2 separate regions of the Homo sapiens genome follow, and region 2 is linked to region 1. The links are chromatin contacts, found by Hi-C or POLR2A ChIA-PET in ENCODE. All regions are on one chromosome and are shown on one strand. The core of a region is the stretch at or near the end of the contact, and the rest is flanking DNA. Distances in the headings are between cores, read along the strand shown. Region 1 overlaps FCHO1-AS1 (FCHO1 antisense RNA 1). Region 2 holds the start of GTPBP3 (GTP binding protein 3, mitochondrial).

Evidence for each region. Hi-C counts contacts between places; a loop is a spot of excess contacts on that map. ChIA-PET counts read pairs that join two places held with the same protein, here RNA polymerase II (POLR2A). Pooled maps may share reads with other maps.
Region 2: a pooled map shows a loop between it and region 1 (2.6-fold over the local background). The contact joins the promoter of GTPBP3 here to the enhancer-like site in region 1. A Hi-C loop is called at or near these places in 5 of 50 pooled maps. POLR2A ChIA-PET finds 5 or more read pairs at or near these places in 2 of 52 experiments (activated CD4-positive, alpha-beta T cell and activated naive CD8-positive, alpha-beta T cell).

What each region holds. Positions count from the first base shown.
Region 1 is chr19:17,736,399-17,740,763 of GRCh38, forward strand. All of the region lies in intron 3 of FCHO1-AS1 (FCHO1 antisense RNA 1), which reads right to left. Among named protein-coding and RNA genes, the nearest start is that of FCHO1-AS1, 13 kb to the right of the region's middle. RefSeq lists an enhancer at 2,465-2,965. Within about 2 kb of position 2,978, at least 5 of the 41 ENCODE cell types and tissues checked have a DNase peak (open chromatin) inside an H3K27ac peak, as active enhancers do.
Region 2 is chr19:17,334,414-17,338,806 of GRCh38, forward strand. GTPBP3 (GTP binding protein 3, mitochondrial) reads left to right here and starts at 3,140. Exons shown (of 9, transcript NM_032620.4): 1 at 3,140-3,251; 2 at 3,595-3,842; 3 at 3,952-4,038; 4 at 4,126-4,328. The coding sequence starts at 3,199. ANO8 (anoctamin 8) reads right to left here and starts at 442. Exons shown (of 18, transcript NM_020959.3): 1 at 152-442. The coding sequence starts at 257. RefSeq lists a silencer at 1-384 and enhancers at 2,109-2,780, 2,781-3,452, 3,453-4,124.

The DNA.
Region 1 (4,365 bases), core at 1,728-4,227:
GTTGGCCAGGCTGGTCTTGAACTCCTAACCTCAGGTGATCCACCCACTTTGGCCTCCCAAAGTGCTAGGATTACAGGCATGAGCCACTGGGCCCAGCCCTTTTTTTTTCTTTTGAGACAGGGCCTCACTGTTGCCCAGGCTGGAGGGCAGTGGCATGATCATGTCTCATTGCAGCCTCGACCTCCCAGACTCAAGTGATCCTCCGACCTTGGCCTCCCAAGTAAGTAGGACCACAGGTGTGCGTCACCACACCCGCCTAATTTCTTTTATTATTTGTAGAGATGAGATCTCACTATGTTGCCCAGGCTGATCATGAACTCCTGGGCTCAAGCGATCCTACTTCGGCCTCCCAAAGTGCTGGGATTTACAGGCGTGAGCCACTGTGCCTGGCTTACAGGCCTTTTTCTAATTAGCTGGTTTGATATTTTTCTCATTGGGTATTTGTCTTTTTCTCATTCCTACACAATTTTCTTTTTTAAATTAGGGATAATAAACTTATGTGGTAAATGTTTTCCAAATGTACTTTTCCATTTTGTTTAGGCATGATTTTGCTGTAGAGATATATATATTTTTTTGATGGTCTCTCGTTGCCCAGGCTGGAGTGCAGTGGGTGGGATCACAGTCACTGCAGCCTGGAACTTCTAGCTTCAAGTGATCCTCCCACCTCAGCCTCCCAAAGTGCTGGAATTACAGGCATGAGCCACTGCACCTGGCCAAACTGCAACTTTTTTTTTAAAACGGAGTCTTGCTCTGTCACCCAGGCTGGAGTGCAGTGGCGCGATCTTGGCTCACTGCAAGCTCTGCCTCCCGGGTTCACGCCATTCTCCTGCCTCAGCCTCCCGAGTAGCTGGGACTACAGGCGCCTGCCACCACGCCCAGCTAACTTTTTTTTTGTAATTTTAGTAGAGATGGTGTTTCTGTCTCTATTAAGATGAGGAGAGTACATAGAACTTGCCAGTCATTTCAACAAATGTTGTAAATGGACAGAAATCTCTAGTTAAAAGGCAAAAGGTGGCTGGGCACGGTGGTTCATGCCTGTAATCCCAGCACTTTGGGAGGCTGAGGTGGGCAGATCACTTGAGGTCAGGATTTCGAGACCCCCAACTTGGGCAATGTAGTGAAACCCCATCTCCACTAAAAATACAAAAATTAGCCAGGCATGGTGGCACATGCCTGTAATCCCAGCTACTCAGGAGGAGGCTGAGGCAGGAGAATCACTTAAACCTGGGAGGAAGGACGTTGCAGTGAGGCGATCGTGCCACTGCATTCCAACCTGGGCGACAGAGCAAGACTCTGAAAAAAAAAAAAAAAAAAAAAAAAAGCCAAAGAATAAACTTTGTTGGTATTGTAAGCCATATAGTCTGTCCAGACCACTGAATTCCTTTGTTGTAGGCTGAACAGACTACAACAAATGGGTGTGGTATAAACATAGAACCAGTCCAATCTGGTTCAGCTTTGTTAGTAACAAAATGTAACAAAATGATGAGTCGTTTTTCAGTGCAATGGACCCCCAGGGTGCAAGTCACATATCGCTGGAGCATTAACAGATGAACAAAGCATGCCCAATTCATAACCCTTGGGTGGAATGAAAAAGTCAACTACAGGTAGAACCCAAGTACTCGGATCAAGGAATGGGGACTATGCTGGGCGTGGTGACTCATGCCTGTAATCCCAGCACTTTGGGAGGCCCAGGCAGACGGATCACCTGAGGTCAGGAGTTCGAGCCTGGCCAACATGGTGAAACCGTCTCTACTAAAAATACAAAAGAAACTAACGGGGCATGGTGGTGCGCACCTGTAATCCCAGCTACTCAGGAGGCTGAGGCAGGGAGAGTTGCTTGAACCCAGGAAGTAGAGATTGCAGTGAGCTGAGATCCCACCGTCACTGAGATCCAGCCTGGGTGACAGAGCGAGGCTCCATCTCAAAAAAAAAAAAAGGAATGGGGACCAAATTAAAAAGAGAAAGCTGGGTGTGGTGTCTCATGCCCAGGAATTGGAGACTAGCCTGGGCAACATAGTGAGACCCCGTCTACAAAAGATACAAAAATTAGCTGTGTGTTGTAACATACGCCTGTAGTCCCAGCTACTTGGGAGGCTGGGGTGGGAAGATCACTTGAGCTTCCGGAGGTTGAGGCTACAGATAGCTGTGATTTCGCCATTGCACTCTAGCCTGGGCAACAGAGCAAGACCCTGTCTCAAAAAATAAAAGGGGGAGGGCGGTGCCTTGTTTACTGCAGTGTGGACTTGAGCACCAAAAACACATCATCGCCCCTGCACGTGATGCAGTCATATCACCCCCATTGCATTTCCGTATCTCTCCCATGATAACCCTCTGCCTATGAAACCTGCCCCCAAGCTCCAGCTTGAAGAGACAGATTTGAACTTCGCCTACTGTCTCCTTGCCAGTTGACTCTCAAAAAAGCTTTTTAGGCCAGGTGCAGTGGCTCATGCCTGTAATCCCAGCACTTTGGGAGGCCGAGGCAGACGCATCACTTGAGGTCAGGAGTTCAAGATCAGCCTGGCCAACATGGAGAAACCCCATCTCTACTAAAAATACAAAAATTAGCCAGGTGTGCTGGTGCACGTCTTGTAATCCCAGCTACTCTGTGGCAGAAGAATTGCTTGAACCTGGGAGGCAGAGGTTGCAGTAAGCTGAGATCGCACCACTGCACTCCAGCCTGGGCAACAGAGCAAGATTCTGTCTCAAAACAAAATAAAAACAAAAACTGTTGGAAGTTCCTCCCACTGGGCAAACAGTGTCAGGTGGGCGAGTGAAACACAAAGAAGCAACAGCCCATGGTGTGAGGTGTGGGGAGGTGGCACGCGCACCCCGAGGGCTCAGAGGAAGCCTTTTAGCGCTGCCGCCTTGGGGGTTAAAGGAGGCTTCCCAAGGATGCAAAAGGGTGAGCCTTATTAGGGAAGGGGAAGGGTGCTCCTGGAGGAGGGACCGGCAGAGGCAAAGGCCTGGTTTGCTGGAGGAACTGAGAGAAGGGTGACATTGACGCCCCCGCAAAGGGGGAAGAGTGTGGGAGGCAGCTGCCTGGAGGCCTCACTGAGCAGCTGGGACCAAATCCCATGGGGCCCTGGGGGAGGGGAGACGCAGGGGAAGCGGGCTTAAAGTGGACTTGGGAGAGGCCCGCCAGTGGAAGAGGGGTGGGGGTGGGGGTGCCAGGTCCTGGTGGGGCGTGGCCAGAGCTCATTTCTGGGAAGATGTCAGCTCTTCCCAGAGAGAGGCAGTGATGGGGCAGGGCGTGGTGGAGCCCTGCCTGGTATGGTACCTCCTCCAGGTAGCCCTCCTTGCTACCTCTTAGTCCACTGCCTGGACCCTTCCTGACTCCCTCTCTTAAAAGTGTCCTGGCCAGGCATGGTGGCTTACGCCTGTCATCCCAGCACTTTGGGAAGCTGAGGCAGGCGGATCACCAGAAGTCGGGAGTTTGAGAACAGCCTGGCCAACATAGTCACACCCCGTCTCTACTAAAAATACAAAAATTAGGGCCGGATGCAGTGTCTCACTCCTGTCATCCTAGCGCTTTGGGAGGGTGAGGTGGGTGGCTCACCTGAGGTCAGGAGTTCGAGACCAGCCTGACCAACCTGGTTAGCGGGGCGTGGTGGCACACGCCTGTAATCCCAGCTACTCTGGAGCCTGAGGCAGGAGAATCACTTGAACCCGGGAGGCAGAGGTTGCAGTTACCCGAGATCGCGTCACTGCACTCCAGCCTGGGCGACAAAAGCAAAACTCCGTCTCAAAAAAAAAAAAAAAAAATTATTCGGGCGTGGTGGTGGGTGCCTGTAATCCCAGCTACTCGAGAGGATAAGGCAGGAGAATCGCTTGAACCTGGGAGGTGAAGGTTGCAGTGAGCTGAGATGGCCTGGGCAACAAAGTGAGACTGTCTCAAAATAAATAAATAAGGCCGGGCGCAGCGGCTCAACGCCTGTAATCTTAGCACTTTGGGAACACCTGAGGTCAGGAGTTTGAGACCAGCCTGGCCAACATGGTGAAACCCCGTCTCTACTAAAAATACAAAAACTAGCTGGACGTGGTGGCGGGCGCTTGTAATGCCAGCTACTCAGGGGACTGAGGCAGGAGAATCACTTGAACTCGGGAGATGGAGGTTGCAGTGAGCCGAGATCGCACCATTGCACTCCAGGCTGGGGGACAAAAGCGAGACTTCATCTCAAAATAAATAAATAAATAAATAAATAAATAAATAAATAAATAAATAAAGTGTCGTCCTGTCCACCAGCACATCTTCCTGTTGTATTTCCTTTTAATCCATAGCCCTAGCAGACTCTTACTTGTTTATATGTTTATATGTCAATATGTTTATATTGATTCCCCCAACTGTGAGCCCATGAGAGCTGCACC
Region 2 (4,393 bases), core at 1,890-4,389, 400 kb before region 1:
CGCCGGGCCGCAGCCGCAGTGCCGGGAGGAGCCGGCCCCTCGTCCAGACACCACGCCAGGTTACGTTTGACCCTGATCCTCCTCCCCGTGTAGTTGACGCGGGCTCCCCAGGCACCTGCAACCCTGTCTGGTCCAGCCGCCGCACACATACCCAGAACTCCGGACGCCGGGGCTGCAGGCTCGCCCTCCGGCGGGGGCCTCTTGCCACGCTCGCCCTCCAGGGACGTGCCCCCGGCGCCGGAGGCGGCCTCGGCCATGGCGAGGACAGGTCAGGTCAGGGGCTACGGACGGCCCGGGCGACGGGGAGCCGCGGGCTCATGGGGCCGGTGCAGCCGCGGAGCGCGCGGGAGGAGGAGACAAAGGCCGCGCCCGCCCGCGCCGGCCTCGGTCCTCGCTCGCCCGAGCGCTGCTTCTCGTCCCCGCCCGAGCCGAACCTCGATTCTCCTTCCCGGCCCGATGCACGTCACTCTAGGGTTCTCAGCTGAGTTCGCCCGCCTAGTTCTTTGGTTCGCGTCTCCGCCCGTGTTGTTTTCTGGGTTTCCTTCTCGCCCGCCTACCTCGCTCCCTGCTGCTGGTCCCCGCCCGCACTGATGGTGCATTCTCCAACTTGTCCCCACCCATGCTTTCTTCTGGTCCCCGCCTCGGAGCCTCAGTTTCCCCATCTGCAAACTCCGGACCCTGGAGACGCTGTTTGGAATGTGAGATGGGCGTAAGTTGACTAAGGGAGGACGTGGGAGGGGCGGGCCGGTTGGGGAAGATTCCTGGTGACAATAACTTCAACCACCCCAGTAGGGCTGTGATACATAATTACAGCAAGCCCTGCTTAGGAACTTTGCACGCACCATTTGGCTGCCTAGAACACTCCTCATGCACTCTTCGTCCGGTTAACACCGACTCCCTTCAGGATGTAACCTCGGAGAGGATCCCATAGAGTTGTCAAGTTTAGCAAATAAAAATACAGTCCGTCTAGTTAAATGTAAATTTCAGATAAAAGAATAAATGTTAGCTGGGCGGGGCGCACCTGTAATCCCAGCTACTTGGGAGGCTGAGGCAGGAGAATCGCTTGTGCTCAGGAGGTCAAGGCTGCAGTGAGCTGAGATCACACCCACTGCACTGCATCCTGGGCGACAGAACGAGACCCTGTCTCAAATACATATATATACATACATACATAAATGTTTCTATGTCCTATGTCTACATGGGACATACTAGTACTAAAAAATTATTCATTGTTTATTTGAAATTCACATTTAGCTGGGCGACCTGGGTTTTACCTGGCATTTGGCCAACCCCTGACTATTCTGAGTAGCTCAGTCTGTTAGACTGAAAGCCCAGCGAGGGTAGGAACGAGGGGCCAGGTCTGGTTCTCAATGCGAGCACACAGTAGGCGCTTGCTGTACGCTTGTTACAGATGTAACAACTAGCTTGTTACAGATGTAATAACTAGCTTGTTACAGATGTAACAACTAGAGAATGGCAGATGAAATATAAATATGTCATCATTTGTTCCTATTTTACAACTTAAAATATTAAAGCCTCGGCCGGGCGCAGTGGCTCACGCCTGTAATCCCAGCATTTTGGGAGGCCAAGGCGGGTAGATCACCTGAGGCAAGGAGTTCGAGACCAGCCTGACCAACATGGCCAAACCCTGTCTCTATTAAAAATACAAAAAATTAGCCAGGCATGGTGGCGCACGCCTGTAGTCCCAGCTACTTGGGAGTCTGAGGCAGGAGAATCGCTTGAACCTGGGAGGCGGAGGTTGCAGTGAGTCTAGATCGCGCCACTGAACTCCAGCCTGGGCGACAGAGCGAGACCCCGTCTCAAAAAAAAAAAAAAAAAAAAAAAAAAGCTTGGGCAACGTAGTGAGATCCCCGTCTCCACCAAAAAAACGAAAACAAAACAAACAAACAAAAACAACAAACAAAAAGAAACACCGAAAAGTTAGACTGGCATGGTGGCTCGCGCCTGTGGTTCCAGCTACTCAGGAGGCTGAGGCGGGCGGATCCCTTGAGCCCAAAAGTTGGAGGTTGCAAGAGCCGTGATCGCGCCACTGCACTCCAGCCTGGGCGACAGAGTGAGACCCTGTCTCAAAAATAAAATAAAATAAAATAATAAAGTAAATAAAAATATTGAGCAGGGCGAGGTAAGGGGGTATTAGAACTCTATTCTGTCAGACAGATTTTTCTTAACACGCAAGTGCGCCGCCCGCCCGCTCTGATCCAGAACCAGAGAATCCGCCATGCGAAGGCGCTCCCGGAGACCCCGCCCAGCCAGTGCCTGGAATTCCACCATCAGCGCTTTATTCCGAGTTTCAGTGCTGTCCTGGGTTAACCTGAAAGCAATCTCCGAGGCTCCCCTTTCTGGCTTTCGGGGAGCCAGAGACTGACCGGACACTTGGCTCTGCAGGTGCAGACCTGGACCAGAGAGACAGAGAGCCAAGGAAGTCCACAGTGGAGAGAGGGCTGTGCTGGGGGTTCCAGGAAGACTTCCTGGAGGAGGGGATCTTGGAGCTAGGCCTTGAAGACGAGTTTGTCAAATGAGGAAGGGCATCCGAAGCCGAGGGAACGGCAGAAGGGAACGCTGGGGAGGGGAGAGAATCTGGAGAGTTCCGGAAAAAGCAAGTAGGACTCTTTCCAGAAGTTCGGGCAAGATTTTCCCTGGATCAGGGCGTGGGTTCTCCAGTACTCGTCCCTCCCGGTCACCGAGATGCTCTGAGTTTCCGGTCTGAACCTGAACGTAAAGAGGTGTAGTCCCTCCTTTCTTGAACGGGAAAACTGAACGCACATAGGTCCTTGCCACGCCTAAGGCTGCGGAGTGAGCAGATGGAAAATGCGGGACTCAAAACCTCCCCTCGCTGTAATTTGCACTGCCCTGTGCCAAACTCTGTCCTTTCTTCCATTCCTTATTCCTATTGTCAGCCTCGCTGCGCTAGGACCCTAAAAATTTGGTCTCATGTTGCCCGGGGAACAACATTTCGCTACACCTACCTCCATACCGCCTCCCGCTCCCGCTCTCCCTTGCACCAGCCAATGGAAGCGAGTATCTTCAGACGGTGGGCAGGACGTATCCTAAGATACCCAATGGTGGTCGAGAATAGTTGAGCACTTTACTAGTCAAGCCGCGGAGTGGGCGGGGCCCCCTGCCCAGACTTGAAGCCACACAGGCAGGTCGGGCAGGCGGGTCGCAGGTTGTAAATCCATGTGGCGGGGGCTTTGGACCCTGGCGGCCCAAGCGGCACGTGGGCCTCGCAGGTGGGGCTACAGGGGAAGGGGTGCGACAGCTTGGGGTGCTGCTTGGACCCCAGACCCACTCCCTGGGTTTTAGGGGCCCAATTCCCTGCGGCAGAGCAATCATTCGCGTTCTTCCGTGCCTCAATCGTTCATGACCCTTGCGGCAGAGCCCATATCTGGGTCTCCTTCTGGCCTCACAGTCCCTAATCCGGTCACCCTTCGGCCTTCAGAACATCCAATTTGTGCATCCCCCAGCCGCAGAACCCCCCCACCTGGAGCATCTCGCGATCATCGAGCCCTCGGTCTACTTGACACTGAGGCTGAGCCTCCCAGGTGCGCTGATTCGCCTCCCCTCCGGTTCCAGATTGTGCACGCGCCGGAGCAGCGGCGCACCAGCCCCCGGCTCCGGCGCCACCATCTTCGCGCTAAGCTCTGGCCAAGGCCGCTGCGGCATCGCAGTGATCCGGACCAGCGGCCCCGCCAGCGGCCACGCCCTCCGAATTCTCACAGCACCCCGAGACCTGCCCCTTGCTCGCCACGCCAGCCTGCGCCTGCTCAGCGATCCCCGCTCCGGGGAGCCTCTGGACCGCGCACTGGTGCTCTGGTTCCCAGGTGAGGGTCCCCAGGTTCCGAGCCTCCTGTAGGTCCCATGACTCAGTTTCCCCCTTCCAAGGGTTTGCACTGGCTGTGCTGTCCTCCTGTCACCTGTCTGTCACATTAGGTCCCCAGAGTTTCACCGGTGAGGACTGCGTGGAGTTCCACGTGCATGGAGGCCCGGCAGTGGTGAGCGGCGTCCTGCAGGCCTTGGGTGAGTTGCAGCGTTGGGTGAGATGCTTGGTCCTCCCAATGGGCCTGGGTGGGGACCAGGGGGTGTCAGACTGGGACCTTCCTGCAGGCAGCGTGCCAGGGCTTCGACCGGCGGAGGCAGGCGAGTTCACCAGACGGGCGTTCGCCAATGGGAAGCTGAACCTGACCGAAGTGGAGGGGCTGGCGGACCTTATCCACGCGGAAACAGAGGCGCAGCGGCGGCAGGCCCTCAGGCAGCTGGACGGAGAGCTGGGCCACCTCTGCCGTGGCTGGGCCGAGACCCTCACCAAAGCAAGTCCCCCATTTGTCCATTCTCTCCCTCAGAGACCCCATCTGTGCAACCCCTGCATGAGACC